Regions from separate parts of the Homo sapiens genome. Here region 2 is linked to region 1. A link is an interaction called in ENCODE POLR2A ChIA-PET data of the cell type or tissue named here. Cell type or tissue: PC-9. All regions are shown on one strand.

Region 1 (8,000 bases):
AAAACCCAGGTGTGGTGGTATGTGCCTGTCATCCTAGCTACTCTGGAGGCAAAGGTGGGAGAATTGCTTGAGCCTGAGAGGTCAAGGATGCAGTAAACCGTGATCGCACTACTGCACTCAAGCCTGGACAACAACAGAGTGAGACCTTGTCAAAAAAACAAAAGAAGAAGAAAGAAAGAAAGAAAAAAAGGAAGGAAGGAAGGAAGAAAGAAAGGAAGGAAGGAAGGAAAAAAATAGAGAGCAACCAAAAAGGAAGCCATCATGTCTTTTATCATTTGTCTCAGTTTGTCTCAGATGTGATGTGTCATCACTTCTGCCATATTCTATTAGTCACACAGTTGCAGCCTGGTACAATGTGGCAGGAGCTACACAAGGATATAAGTTCCAGGAGGCAGAGACATTAAGATCCATCTTAGAGGCTGACTACTATACCCTGCACCAGACCATTAAATGTTGGTGGCTGCAGGGTTCTGTCTCAGGCCTCCTGCCCTTTTCCTCTGCATTCTCTCTGGGGACAATTCCCCATTCCCACCTGTATGCCAACAATTCTCAAGTGTATATTTCCTGCCCAAACCACTCCTCTAAACTCTATATATCCACATTCAGGCTTGACATCCCCACTCACCTGTGTTCCAGGCACTGCAAACTCAATGTTCTTACCCCCAACTGAAACTGTTCCTCACCTGCGTACCACATCTCAGTGAATGGCCCCACTATCCACTACTTTTCTCAGAGTAGCATTTGGAATGCAATCTGTCAGGATGTTCAGCAGACTGCACTTTCCAAAGAGCTCTCAAATCCATCCACTTCTTTCCATCCCACTACTATTGCCTAAGTGTACCCCACTATCATATTTACATGAACTACTGCAATGGTCTCCTAACGGGTCCTCCCAAATCTGCTCTGGCTTCTGTCAGATGCATACCCCATGCCACAACCAGTAGTATTTCCAGAGTGCAGATTTGGCCACATCACTCCTCTGCTTAAACCTCTTCTATGGCTTCCCTTGCCCTTCAGCCAAAGGGGAAGTCCTTAACTCAGCCCTCATGGAACTGCTCAATCCAGCGACTGCTCCCCACCCAGCTTATGCTCTCCCTCCACCCTCCCTTGATACTGCCTCCAACTCAGGTCTTCCAGAGCACACTGCTCCTTGTTGCCTTCAGGCTTTCCCACATATTCCTCCCTCAGCCAGAAATCCTCTTTCCTTTCTCTTTGAAAAGTCTGAGTTATCTTTCAGTTTAAACATTGCTTCCTCCAGGAAAGTTTCTATGAATTCCTGAAAAAAAAAAAAAAAGCTGAGTTCAGCTGTTTTCTGTACTTTTGCAAGAACTTGCACTTATTTTTTATAACTCTCAGCAATTATTTTCACTTGCTTGTTCAATGCCTGTATCCCCGACTAGAATTTAAGCTCCATGAGGAGAGGGATTATGACTGTCTTCTTCCACTACTATCTCCACAGCACTTAATAAATACTAGTTGAATAAAAGAGGAAGTGAAGAAGAACACTGGGTGCAGAGCCACCAAGAAATCTGCAAGGACGAAAAGTATCCCTAGGATTCTGGATTTAGGAAGTCATTGGTGACCTTGGAAAGCACCATGTCAGTGGAGATGGGGGTAGAAGCATGAGTACAGGATGTTGGTAGAGACAAGAAGTCAGGGTATATAGACAACTCTTCCAAGACCTATAGATAAGAAGTGGAGGGCAGATATCTGGGTGGTATTTGGAAGGAATGTGGTGTCAGGTGAGTGTTTTGGGATTTGGCAAGTGCTGGGGGGACTTGGACAAGCTTACAGGCTGGAGAGAAGATAGAAAGCAGAGAAGAGAGGGGATGAACAATGACACAAGCCCAGGAGAAGTAGGAAGGATGGAGTCTATGTCACATGTGGAGAGTTGGCCTTAAACAGGAGGAGGGACTCTTCACCCTCTGAAGTTGGGGGAAAGGAGCTGGGGATGGGTATATTAGGTTATTCTTGTATTGCTATAAATACTTGAGACTGGGTAATTTATAAATAAAAGAGTTTTCATTGGATCATCATTCTGAAGACTTTACGGGACACATGGTGCTGGCATCTGCTTGGCTTCTGGTGAAGCTTCAAGGAGATTTTTACTCACAGCCAAAGGTGAAGGAGGCACAGTCCAAATCAACAGCCTCCTATAAATTTTATTTAACAGTAAGGAGCAAGAAACTAAAGAATACCAATGCATATTTGAAAAGGAATCAAATACAACTTCTAAAAATGAAAAACATACCAATTAAAATTAAAAATTGAATAGATAATTTTAATAACAGATAAAACTATGCTAAAGGGAGAATTATAAACTAGAAGAGAAATATAAGAAAATGTTCTACAATATAGCACAGAGGTTTTTTTTAATACAGGAAATTAACTAATAAGCATGCAGAAAAACTGAAAAGAGCTAATCTACATTTGATCAGAGTTCTAGAATAAGCAGAGAGAGTGCAAGGAAAAGAGACAATTTGAAGAAATAATAAGTGAGAATTTTCAGAACTAATAAAAGACAACAATCTTCAGATTCAAGTCTTTAATAAATTCTAAATGAATTAAATCAAAAAAGAAATCCACATCTCAATACATCATAGTGAATCTGAAGAAAAAAAGATGATCACCAATAAAAGAAGAACAAATTTTTTTGGAGACAGGATCTTACTCTGTTACCCAGGCTGGAGTGCAGTGGTATGATCACAGCTCACTGCAGCCTTGACCTTCCAGGCTCAATCGACCCTCCCACCTCAGCCTTCCTGAGTAGTTGGAACTACAGGAAATAAGCCTGACTTATTTCCCTATTTTTTGTAGAGACAAAGTCTCGCTATGTTGCCAGGCTGGTCTCAAACTCCTGGGCTCAAGGAAGCCTCCAACCTTGGCCTCCCAAAGTGCTGGAATTAAAGACATGAGCCACTGCATGTAGCCAAAGGAAGAACAATTAGACTAGTGACTTTCTTATCAACAGCAACAGTGTAACCAGAAGATGTAGAATAACTTCAAAGTCTAAAAGAAAATAACTGTCAGCCTAGATTTGTATATGGAGAAAAATTATCTTTCAAGAATAAGGAAGAAACAAAGACATTGTCAGGTAAATATTAAGCTGAGAGTTTGTCACCAACAGACCCTCACCAAAGAAAAGTCTAAAGAATATAATTCAAAAAAGAAGGCCGGTCCCAGAAGGAAAGTCTGAATTGCAATGGTGAGTAGAGAAAGTGGCAAATGCACAGGTAAATTTAAATAAACATTGACTGTGTAAAACAACAATAATAATGTCTGTGGAATTTTTTTTTAAAGATAGAACTAAAATAGCCAACAGTAATCATATATAGGCCTGGGGGGAGAGTTAAAGTGTTCAAAGGTCCTTGAATTTTCAGAAGGGAACAAAGTATCCATAATTTAAATTTAATTTATTTAATTTATCTAATTAAATAAACTTTAACTTTAGACTTTGTTATCTGAGGTATGCATGTTAAAACTCCTAAGTAGCCACTTGAAAATATGATTTTGAAACTTTCAAACTTGTAGGTATTAGATGGATTGAGAAAATATTTCAATCACTCTAAAAGAAAGCAAGGAAAGTAAGAAAAAGAAACACAGAAAGGTGGGGCAAATAGTACAAAATAAAATGGAAGAAAGATGATAGGACCCCTGGCGAAGGGAGTGGAGGGTAAGGGGGCAATGTTGGACTCAGCTGAGTAAGGGGAGAGTAGCGGAAGGGCTACAGATGCATACAATCATGGTGTGTCAGCCCACCCCCATTAATCTTCAAGAGCCTCCCACCAATGCATTCCTCAGATATACAATTTAAGAAAAGCATAGTACTTGCTATAAAAATGCAGAAAACAAGTGCTCTAGGTACTCCCCACCCCACTCCCAAAACATACCACTCATTCCAACCAGGGTTCTTGTGAATATTAAATGCTATCATCTAATTTGCAAGTGCATAGATAGAAGGTGCTCTGGACATGTTAGTGGAAATTCCATTGGGTTTCCCCTGAACTACAAGACAGAGCTCAGCCAACTGTAGGGATTCATCAAAAATGTAACAGGCTTGGTATCAGATGCAATGAAAGAAAAATGTCAACATGCCACACTGCCTGGAGACACAGAAGGGACAAGAGAACAGGAGCTAGCAGTTTAAAAACTCTCAGCATGCCATGGCCATTACACAACCAACCTGCCAAGGAGGTATCTCTGAGCTATGAGTGAGCTCCCCACTATCTCATAGCAAGCAGGGGCTGGGGCTCCCATCAGTAGGGGAGAGGAAGGTAACTAAGTCAATGCTTTCAGAAGCTCCTTCCTCTCTAGTTCAGGGAACAGGACTCACTTTTGAGCCAGATGGTGGCAGGTGACCCAATCTCCCGCAAGGACAACCAAGAATTGCTGGCACAGGTGCAGGTCGGGGCAGGTAATCAAATTAACAGAGCTCAGGTTACAGTAATACCATCCTGTGGGTTCTGCCCCTGCCCTTTGGCAGCTCAGGTGATTAGCACTCAGGCTTAGGATGAATTTCAAAAATGCGAAGGCTTGCTAAGTACCTTTGTCTCCCTGTTTGGTCTCCCACCCTGCCCTGGGAACAGCTCTGTTTTTGTGGTCAGGAAACACTGCCTGGCCCTCAGGCTTGGTGGTAGAAGCTGAGCACCTTTAGAAAAAGAGCTGTGCTCAGAACCTTGTTTGCTCTGACAAACTGCTTAATTGTATTAAGCAGTTGTTTTCACTTAACATCCTGTTAAGCAGGAGGAGTGGGGCTGTTTTGGCGACCTGGGTCAGAACCACACCAGCAGAATGACTCTGGGGCCAGAAATTAGAAAACAGTGGATGGAGGAGTGAGTGGATAGAAGAGTGAGTGGGAGGTAAGGAATGTGAACAGTGGTAAGTATTGCAGGATCTGGCCAGCAGCCCGCAATGCAATGGGGCTCTCTTTGTTCCCAGGTGATTGGCAGGTGGAGAAATAATAGACACACACAAAATAGTGAAAGCTGGGTCCAGGGGAGTCACCGCCTTCTGGTCCCTTGGTGCCACCAATGCACTGGATATACCAGCATTTATTATTAAGTTTAGTGAGGGTGGGGGTAGGTTAGTGAGGGATTTAGGGTCATTTGATTATGAGGTGAGATGGTCACATGGGGATGAAGTAATTTTTTAACATAACATCTGTATGCAGAAGTACATTATACAGAGATAAGAATTTACAATATAGTGTGTGCATCAGTAATTTCTAGCAGAGCCTTAAAACAGAAACACAGGCTTTCCATAACCTATGATTAGCAAGATATTAATCAGCAGTAACAGTTGCAGCAAAAGCTGGTTACAAACAATCCATAGAAACAGGACGTCAAGCTAGACAACCGGTTAGACCAGAAATTCTCAGAAGGGAGTATGCCTTAACCCTAAAGAGGCCTAGAAGAGCCGTGGCAAGATGAGGGCATTTATAGCCCTATCTTATCCATATGGACAGGCGCCCCTCATGCGTCCATTTATACGCTCTCCACCAGGGTGGCATTCCATTCCCAGAGCTATGAACATCTGCTTTTCTGGGATAGGAGTCTTGGTGATGTGAAACCTCCCTGACTGCACGTCCATTCATAGGCTCTCTGCAGGGGGAAGCACATCACGCACTGTTGGCTCATTCTGGCAGTCCAAGCTGGCATTGTCTTTACACAATCCTGCATGCAATTTTGTATTTACAATAATCAGGAGCATTTCATCTTTTATTCCGTAGCAATAGTTTCAGGGGGTCTCCCTACAGGTAAGGAATGTGAGTAGGAGGTAAGGAATGTGAACATCAACAACAAACTCTTCTGAGTATGGCTGTGAAGGGGAGTAACAGAGGAGCATCAAGGGTCCAGGGAAGGCTTCCCTACTTTAAAAATGGAGAGACCTGAGCATTTTTACATGCCAAAAGGAATAAGGTGGTGACTATAGGACGGAGGTGGAAATAAGAGATGGATCCAGGTCCCAACATGCAGGAGAACAAGAGGACTATGGTGCCAAACTAGCCAGGCCCAGGTGAAGCAGAGGCAGGAGAGTGGGGTAGGTGAGGATTGGGCTCTGAGAATGCTCCTCAGGGTGGAAGGAGACAGGCCTTGGGCAGAGGAGAGGCTGCCCTGAGCGGGAGAAGTGACTAGGAAATGGTGGCCAGCTGGAGAAGCCTAGGGACAATCAAGAGAACGGACGCAGAGAAGAGTAGGGGCTGGGCGCTGGCCATATCCGGGGGGAGAGAAGCCACCCTTAGCAGGTGGGCAGAGCCTATGAGGACTCTCATAGTGTTCCCAGACTGAACCAAGGGTCAGGCTGCTTATTCTCATGGCCCAATAACAAGATGCAGGTGAAATGGGAAAGAAGGGAGTTTATTTCTGTAACTGGGTACAGGGAGAAGGCCAGGAAAATATCACCAGACCAACTCAAAATTACAAAGTTTTCCAAAGCTTATACACCTTCTAAGCTATATGTCTACGTGTAAGTGTGCATTCATCTAAAGACATATGTGATTAACTTCTTTTAATCTATAACTGAGATCTGAGTCCTGAAGACCTTCCTCTGGAGCCTCAGTAAATTTACTTAATCTAATGGGTCCAGGTGCTGCGGTGATTACCCTTATCATGTCTCCTGCTAAATCATGGAGGTTTGAGGAGTTCCTTTAGTCCCCAATAAAGCTAGTTTGTGGAGGTCTGGGGAGTTCCTTCAGACCCCCAATAAAACTTGTTTAATCCTAAAGAGGTCCTGTTAAGAATTCCTTCATTATCTTGTCATGCTTCAAGGTCCAGGAAAGGCCTAGGCAAAACTCTTGGTGGGCTTTTGTTACATTCCAGCCTTTGTATGAGGGCACTGGCTCTATCAGCTTTTAATATTTAACCACTCAGTCAGTGCTAAAACGGTTGTCATGGAGGCCTGCCTGCTCAGCTATTAGTGAGACCTGGCCTGCCACAATCGCAACCTGGATGGAAAGCTCAGCCCAGTGACCAGTGACAGGGAGTCTGAGCCTCCATCAGGAGCTCATCTTCATCCTTCAAGGCCCAGCCTGGGAAACCTTCCCAGTCCACCTCCACCCAAAGCAGAGTGAACCCCTCCCTCCTGAGAGCCCCCACAGCCTTCTCTTGATCATTGCAATCCCTAGGTTAGGAATAACGCTCGAAATCCTAAGGAAATTGAACACTCGAACAAAGGATTCTTAGCAAAGCAATTTTACTTCTGCGTAGAGGGGTGCTTCCTTGGCAGTTGCCATGAGAGCACACCTGAACAAAGGGCATGGGAGCCTTTATTCCTGATGCAAGTCCTGCCCCTGTACTCTTTCCCCATTGGCCAGGGTCGGTTCATACAATCTAAACTAATCCCAGTTGGCTAAACATTTGATTTTTTTTAGATAGGATGGGCACATAAAAGAAAGTGGAGAGGAAGGAAGTAATGAGCTGGAAAGTTAGTCCTCTTTCCAAATAAGGAAAGGAATGTGAGCTGGTACTGATAACCCTTGGTACTGAGGCGTGCCTGGGCATCTAACAAAGGCAAAAAGGAAAAAGGAGAAAAAAAAGGTGGGGGTGGGTACTAGAATTAAAGAATAAAATATTGATCAGATTATTTGAAGAGAAACCTCATCATATCCCACAACTACAATAATGCCTGGAGCACCAAGATATTTAGACATGTTGATTTTTTTTCACTTTAACCATCATAACACACTCTCCATAGATAGGAATTATCATCCTCATTTACCAAAGGGGGAAACTGAGCCTCAAAGCGTTAAAGACAGTTGCCCAAGGCAATTCAGCCAGGACTTACCCGGGTGACCCTGGCCACAAAGCCCATCCTTTCCACTTTGCCACTGTGTTAGAACCACATAGGAATGGAGTCCAGTCCGTCTCCACCAACAGACCCGGAATGGTACTTATGGAGAGTATTTGTGGAGGAGAATCTAGAGACAGGTCATGTAGTCCAATCCTTTCATTATATAGATAAGAATATCTATAATATGCTGATAATATCTATCACAGGTAAGG
Region 2 (8,000 bases), 240 kb after region 1:
AGCGGGTGTGTGGAGCATCAGGCGACAGAGCGTGGCTGTGTGTCTGCCGGTTTGCAGTGGGGCTGTGTACACAGGCATGAGAGACAGGGAGACAGACACCCTGGGATTGTGTGGTCCAGTGCAGAAGTCAACATGTCCCAGGGGTGTGAGAGGATGCGTGTGTGCGTGTGTGCTGTGAATGTATGGGGAATGTGTGTGAGAGGCTGTCAGTGTGTGGGGGCGTGTATGCCTATTCCCACGTGCCTTCCTGGGTGCTGGCCCTTGCTGTCTTCCTTATTGTGAGGCCTCCCAGGTGAAGACCTCTCCAGCCTGCCTCAGCCCAGCCCCCAGGCCTTTGTGGGACCAGGTCCCCTCTCAGAGCGACATTCCTGCCTGCCGTGGGGTGGGCAGCCCCACAGAGCTGCCTCCTAGGCTGCTGGGGTGATCCCTGGCCAGTGGTGTCAGGTTCCCAGTGCTGAGCCCTCCCTCTGCAACCCTCTGAGGGCCTTTGTTGGAAGTTCAGACACACTTGTCAGGGGGGCGGGTAGAAGGCCACCTCCTAATCGGCTTTCCCAGAAGCTAAAGGAGAATGAGTGATGGGGGTGGAGGGCTCCAGCCCAGAGCAGCTCTGTGGGAAAGAGATGAGGGAAGTGCCCAGCCCTAAAGGGGTCCATTCCCCAGACCCTCTCAGCAGGGGCCCCTTCCCTGAGGGCCCCTAAGGAACCAGACCCCTGAGCTGCAAGAACATTGGCCAAGGCCTAAGAGAAGGGGGAACTACCGGGCGCCATGGCTCAGCCAGGCGGTGGCTCACGCCTGTAATCCCAGCACTTTGGGAAGCAAAGGCAGGTGGATCACCTGAGGTCAAGAGTCTGAGACCAGCCTGGCCAACATGGTGAAACCCGTCTCTACTAAAAATACAAAAAATTAGCCAGGAGTGGTGGTCAGCGCCTGTAGTCCCAGCAACTGGGGAGGCTGAGGCAGGAGAATCCCTTGAACCCGGGAGGTGGAGGTTGCAGTGAGCCAAGACCGCACCATTGCACTCCAGCCTGGGCAACAAGAGCAAAACTCCATCTCAAAAAAAAGAAAGAGAGAACATGGGGAATTTGGAGAGAAGCTTCGGGGAGCCCCCTACCTTTCCCATTTCCCCCACCATGGGCTATCTGAGCACCAACGGCATGCTGGGCCTAGAACTGCTCAGCTTCTCAGCCTCCCCAGTGCCTTCTCCTTTTTACCTCCTCTGAGTCACCCAGGAAGCAGGCTGGACCTGGTTAAAGATTCCTATTCAACAGAATAGGAAACTGCAGACCAGAGAGGGATAGTTATTTGCCCTCAGTAAACAGCAAGCCAGGCTTAGCTCATCCTGGCTCCACCAGTAGCTTCTTCTTCTCTTTGTGGTCAGCGTTTCCCTGAGGTCCCATCCTCTGCTTCTCTCTCTGTAATCTCATTTAGCAACGTGGCTTCATTCACCATCTCCCTGTGACAACCATCAAGGCTAAGAGCATGGATTCTGAGGCCAGCCAGGTTCATCCCTTGGTTGGCCCATGACTAGCTATGTGGCCCCTCAGCAAGTTATTTAACCACTCTGTACCTCAGTTTTCCCATCTGTAAATGAGGATAGTAATAGTACCTACCTCATAGAGTTGTGTAAGGATTAAGTGACTTCTTTTATTTATTATTATTATTATTAATTATTTTTTGAGACAGAGTCTCACTCTGTTGCCCAGGCTGGAGTGCAGTGCTGCAATCTCAGCTCACTGCAATCTCTGCCTCCCGGGTTCAAGCAATTCTTCTGCCTCAGCCTCCTGAGTAGCTGTGAATACAGGTGCCTACCACCACGCCCGGCTAACTTTTGTATTTTTAGTAGAGTCAGGGTTTCACCCTATTGGCCAGGCTGGTCTTGAACTCCTGACCTCATGATATGCCCGCCTCGGCCTCCCAAAGTGCTGGGATTACAGGAGTGGGCCACCATGCCCAGCCAAGTGGCTTCTTACGTGTAAGGTGCCAGGCACAGAGAAAGTCTGTGTCAGCAGCAGAGACAGACCCTACATCTTCCCTTGAATAAATAGAAGTCTCCTCAAATGCAGCAAACAAGACTACCCTGAGCTCAGGATCATTTTCGGACACTCACTCCACTCCAACAGAGTAGGGGTCTCCATCTACCCTATTGCCTGGCCAGAGACTTGAAAGTACCCTTGACCCTCCCCATCCTGCTTAAAATCACCACAACAATTTTCCTTCCGAAATCTCTCATCAATCAGACCCCTGCTCTGCACTCCCTCCCCCAGTCCAGATGGATGCCACCCTCCTCTCACCAGGACGTGACAGATACTGGCCTCCTCTCTGATCTCCTGCCCCCACCTCCTTCTCATGAGCCACCATGCAGCGAAAGTGGGGGTTACTAAAATACGCATAGATCACCCCACTCCCTCACTGGGAATAGCTTCCAGTGCCTCCCACACCCTTGGCCCTTGGGCTTCAGTCCAAGGTCCTTGTTTCCCTCCTCATCCTCACTGGCTGGCACCACCCCCACCATCCTCAAGCCCCACCCAGACAAGTCCCTTGTTCTTTCAGGGCTCAGGGCTTTGGCAAGCTGGCTCAATCCTGCAGCTTTCTATGAGCTATGCCTCTCCCAGGGCACCCTTCTCTTTGACTTCCTGGTGAACACTGGACCCATGAGACTCAGGTCAAAAGTCTCCCTCCCAAGGGGCCTTTCTGATCTCCCTAGACTGAGCTAGGGGTCCTCTTCTGTGCTCCCACAGGTATCCTTTTTTTTGTTTGTTTTTTGTTTTTTGTTTTGAGACAGAGGCTCGCTCTGTCGCCCAGGCTGGAGTGCAGTAGTGCCGTGGCTCATTGCAACCTCCGCCTCCCAGGTTCAAGCAGTTCTTGTGCCTCAGCCTCCCGAGTAGCTGAATAGCTGGGATTACAGGCACACGCCACCACACCTGGCTAATATTTGTTATTTTTAGTAAAGACAGGGTTTTGCCATGTTGGCCAGGCTGGTCTCGAACTCCTGACCTCAGGTGATCTGCCCACCTTGGCCTCCCAAAATGCTGGGATTACAGGCGTGAGCCACTGTGCCCATCCCAAGGTCTCCATTTTTTGAACACCATATCACCCTGTGTTGTAGTGTTTTCCTTACTTGTTTCTATGTAGCCAGCTCCCAGCACAGGCATAGGCATACAGCAGGTGCTCTGTGTATGCTGAGTGCATGAGTGATTTGAACTGCAGTGTTACCAGGGTACCCTTTATGCCAGGGAAGGTGTGTCCCTTGGGGCTGAAGTACGTAGGAGGCAGTCAATGGCTCAGGCCAGGGGAGGGAGCAGTGGGAGATTTGAGGCAGATATTTGATCTCTCAGCCCCTCCCAGGGAGGCAGGGGACAAGGTGAAAGGGAGACGCTCCCCGCCCTAATCCTCAGCCCGCTGGGGAGAGAGGAATGCGTCTCCTGGGGTGGACCTGGGAAGTGGGGAGGTCAGGGCCCGCCCCTGGGAAGCCTAGCAGACAGCTGCCTGCATACATTCAGGTCTGCTGGGTTCTCCTACCAGGAAATCCGCAGACAGAGGAGACTGTCACCTCCCCTAAACCTCAGCCAGGTGCATGCACCACCTCTTCTGGCTCTTGGCCCTGCGCCGGCACTCTGGAGCACCGGGGAAGAAGGTGGAGCCAAAGCAGCCAGGACTGAGCAGAGATCTCTTGTCTTCTTTTTCTTGAAATGCAGCTGGAGGGACCAGGGTTTCACAGCAAGAACTTCCTGGCTGTGCATTTTTTCTGCACTTATTGCCTATATGTACGGTCTTGCCGTCTATCTCGCGCTGTCTCTCCTGCTCATCGTGAATGTGCTCGTACACACACAGATGCAAGCAGACACTTAGGAATTCATAGCACAGGTTCTCAGACCTGCAGATAGACTTATAACAACACAGACACACCCCAGCGCACCATGGCAGAAAGCCCTCCTTCATCCTCTGCTTGCTCACCTCTGAGGACAGAGCTCACAGCCTCTGAAGGCTTCCCTTTCCACTGGAAAATAGCTCTGGCTGTAGATCCAAATGTCTCTTCTTACCACTCCCCTTTGGCCCTGGCTTACTTGCAGTTTTCCACAGAGTCCCCTGCCTCTCTCTGTCCTGCAGACCCATCCGTCTCCCAAGCTACACTGAATACTCCCAGGCATTGCTTGTCTCAGGCGTCCCATGTCCCAGGCTACTCTGCCACTTGTGTTTGGGTGAGGTCCAAACAGCCTAGAGAAGATGGAACTGTCTCCCATTATCTGCTCCCCTGCAGCCACTCCAGAGTGGCATCCCGGCTGCAGATTAGTAAGGGCCACAGAGAGAGCTACACAGTCAGTGTGACAATGGCCAATAGTGCAGTAGGTCCGCCTCCCTCCCCACTGGCCATGGCATCAGAGGGGCAGTGAACAGACCTGGAGACACTGCCTGCTCAGGCCACTGCGGGCATCTCTGGGAATGAACATGGACTGAGGTCTGGGCTGCTGGGTTCTCTTTTATTCGCCAAGTAAGACAAAGAACAGGTCACAACATCACAGGGAATGAGACTGACAGAAGGACAGATACACAGAGTGTCATGCAGCACTACACAGGGGGCAGGCGAGGGGACAGGCAGGGGTGAATTAAGTCTTGTTTTTTTCCACTAACAGAATAAATAAATACAGTACACAGTGTCTTTGCCATGGGCTGGCACGACCTCTAAGCACAAATGGTCACAAAACAGCTGGTTTGGAAAGCAGTCTGTAGAGCCCACCAGCCTTGGAGTTGGGGTTGGGATCCGGGCCCCTGGACCATGCTCTGAGGGAGTGAGGAAACAGAGAAATGGAGACTCAGACAGCAGGGAGAGGCCAGGCATGAGGCATTCCTGGAAGGGACAGTCAGAGCTTGAGCCTCTGGCTTTCAGGCCCAGGTTGGCCCAGCAGGCCTGGGAGGGGCTCCAGCATCAGGTGTGGTGGGCCTGTACCCTCTGCCCACAAGAAGGGAAGCGCGGTGCTGCTTACAAGCGTGCTCAGAGGAGATGCACGGTGCCGCTTACCAGTGTGCTTGGAGGAGACACAGGTGTCCTCTCCTCTTGCTCTCCAGCTGCTTTCAGTACCCAAGGCTGGTGCCCTAAACTTGAGAGCCCTCCGAGGGCAGGGACCACATGTACCTTCCCTGCCTTCTCTGGCAGATTTGGGTCAATTGAATGGGACAAGTGTTAACAAACATCTGAGGGAAGCTCGGCTGCTCCTAAGGTGGGCCTGCCTCCAGCCATGACAGAACATTGCCCCTTAGGAGTTCAGGGGAGGCTTCCTGGAGGAGGTAGTGATATCTAAGGCTGTTGGATTCCAAGGCCTAGTGACAGTCACTTGTACCCAGGAACTGACAAAAAGCTTCAGCCTAAAAGCAGCTAGGAAGCTTCCCATACCTATCCAGATGATTATTTTTTGTTTTAGAAACAGAACTTCCTGGGGCTAATCCCAGAGGACAGTTGATGGGCTATTGGCCACAAAATCCCTCCCAAACCAAAAACCTCCTCTGTCACTCCTGGAATCTGCCAACCTCCCACAGCGCTGCCTAAGTCTCTCCTCTGATGCCCCCATGGCTGGTGGATTCCCCTTCCAAATTCCAGACCCCAGCAAGAGACCTGAGGATTTGGAAACCCTCAAATGCCTGTCTTGGTGCTTGCCACATGTAGGTGTGGTCTTTAGCCTGGATTCCAGGCCCCTTAGCCCCACCTCTCGTGAAGCCAGCCACCCCCTTCCCATGGTCTACTGAGTCTCATCTCTGCTGCTTTGTTCAAACACTTCTCCTGGCCTAGACTACCATCCTGCTCACTTTTTTCCTGTCCAAAGCCTTCTCCATCTGCCCCAGCCTAGGCTGACCCCCATCAAGGGTGATGGGCATTGACTTCTCTGCAAAGCAATTCAACCAGGACACCAACAGAACCTCTCTCTTCCCACTGGGAGAGGAGACAAGCCTTAGCAATCTTTACCCTGGCTTTCAGATAGATCAACTTCTTTAAGCAGGGTTTGGAGTGTTCAGTGGTGAGCCACCAAGAGTTGGGGAGCATGACCAAGAATCTGTCCAAGCCATCACCTCCCACTGCCCAGAGCCCCTGAGATCATGAAAAGGTATGAAAATGGAGTGACTCCAGAGGCTGGCACTGGAACTCAAGATCAAATCCAGATTGCCTGAACTAGAAGGGACCCATTATGCCTATGGGGAAACTGAGGCAGTGTCTACAGTGAGGCTTGTGTGTACAACACCCCTTGCTCCACAGAAAGGCAATAGTAATTTCCTACTTCATATATTGTGCTTTTGAGAACCTTCTGTTGTCAATTTAACTAAAAACTTCTGTGTTACAAGGTTGCGAGCAAATGCAGAATGTAGAGCTGGCTAGGACCTTACAGGCCATCTAACCCAGACAGGGAAACAGACCCAGAGAGGCTACAGGCTTGCCCAAGGTCACACAGCTTTTATTTATTTTTTTTTTTTTTTTGAGATGGAGTCTCACTCCGTCGCCCAGGCTGGAGTGCAGTGGCATGATCTCGGCTCACTGCAACTTCCACCTCCCAGATTGCAGCAATCCTCCCAACTCAGCCTCCCAAGTAGCTGGGATTACAGGCATGTGCCACCACGCCCAGCTAATTTTTGTATTATTATTAGTTTCACATGTTAGCCAGGCTGGTCTTGAACTCCTGACCTCAGGTGATTGCCTGCCTTGGCCTCCCAAAGTGCTGGGATTACAGGTGTGAGCCACCATGCCCAGCCGGTCACACAGCTTTGAAAGGGAGTTTGCTGAGCTGGGTTTCCTGGCTATGAACAGGAACACACTTTTCCATTCCAGTGACTAGCTGGAGGGAAGCCCTTACTTCCATAATTGGCTCTGGGACAGGAAGCCTACAGAAGCCTGAGCCTATGTGCTGCTATATGCTTTGCACGCACCGTGCTCAGGAGCAGAGTTCAACCTTCATTCCTGGTCAGCCGTACCCCTGCCTTGGACAGTATCTGCTGAACGTGGAGGCTCAGCTTGTGGGAGAAGAGCACCAGCCCTGCTGTCTCTGAGAGCACCTCTTCCCCTGCTGCTGCTCTCCATCCAGGGAAGTCTCACCAAAGAGAGCTCTAGAGCCCTGTGGTCAGTCCTGGCTGAACTGTGTCACCGGGCCTCTGTCTTGGGAAGACTTACAGGCAGGAATGCTGGCCATTCTACTGCCTTCCCAGATTAACTACTGCCTCCTCAATCTTGGGAATGAGGACCTCAAAATTGAGAAGAGAGAAGAGAAAGTAATTCATGACGCCTTCTAGATGCCAGCCTGGGCAGGGGTGGGAGTGGGAGCCAGTGCCACCTCCTGCCTGCAGCTCCAGATCCCCAGAGTCTCCAGCTAGGGCCTTGTTGCTTCTATTGGGCATAGAAAGGAACAGCTTCCTAGAGAGGCCGCAGGTGCAGGGAGGCAGGCAGGGCAGAAGGAAGGGAATAGAAGGAGAGCAACGGGAAGTCGCAAAATTACTAAAACCAAAACCAGCCACAACCCCAAACAAAATATAGCTCAAGAACTGATGATACCAACACAGCCAACACCAAAGGAAGAAACCAGGGGCAGCGGGAGAGACAAGGAGAAAGATCAAGGGTGGAGAATACAGAGGCTGGGCCGAGACGGGGGCAGGGACCAGGACAGAGACAGGAAGAGGGAGATCAAGGGAAGAAGGAAGGAGAGAGAAGGAGAAACAGAAGGGATGGCTGGAGTGAGCCGCGGAGGCTGCAGGGAGGGGTGGCAGGGAAGAAGAGATGGGAGTGGGGCAGGGGGCCTGGGGCAGGCAGGAGCCTGAAAATATAGCTTTATATATTTATATTTATATCTCACATTCCACACGTAGACTTACTAGGGGGCAGAAGGATAGGGAGAAAAGGGAGGAGGTGCTATTGAGATGAGGATCTAGCCAGGGAGAGCCTCTCACTTCTCCGAGGGAAGCTTGGGGCACCCCAGCCTCTCACCTCCTCCCTATTCGGCCTCCATGGGGTCCAGGCAGGGCCATGC

The links. ChIA-PET counts read pairs that join two places held together with the same protein. Peaks named below come from ENCODE experiments on the same cell type or tissue, not always from the same donor. Only the 100,000 strongest peaks of a DNase experiment are listed, where the experiment ranks them.
Region 2: POLR2A ChIA-PET joins it to region 1 with 8 read pairs; 2 of 35 experiments call an interaction of 5 or more read pairs at or near these places.

The regions. Positions count from the first base shown.
Region 1 is chr1:46,754,266-46,762,265 of GRCh38, reverse strand. No RefSeq gene overlaps it. Among named protein-coding and RNA genes, the nearest start is that of EFCAB14, 39 kb to the right of the region's middle. In PC-9, no CTCF peak of the experiment used is centred here; DNase peaks (open chromatin) are centred at 4,495, 4,875, 5,292 and 7,365; H3K4me3 peaks cover 1,723 bases; H3K27ac peaks cover 4,458 bases.
Region 2 is chr1:46,512,676-46,520,675 of GRCh38, reverse strand. DMBX1 (diencephalon/mesencephalon homeobox 1) reads right to left here. Exons shown (of 6, transcript NM_172225.2): 6 at 4,460-8,000. Among named protein-coding and RNA genes, the nearest start is that of TMEM275, 19 kb to the left of the region's middle. RefSeq lists an enhancer at 2,888-3,739. In PC-9, a CTCF peak has its summit at 3,180; DNase peaks (open chromatin) are centred at 455 and 3,435; H3K4me3 peaks cover 1,231 bases; H3K27ac peaks cover 2,267 bases.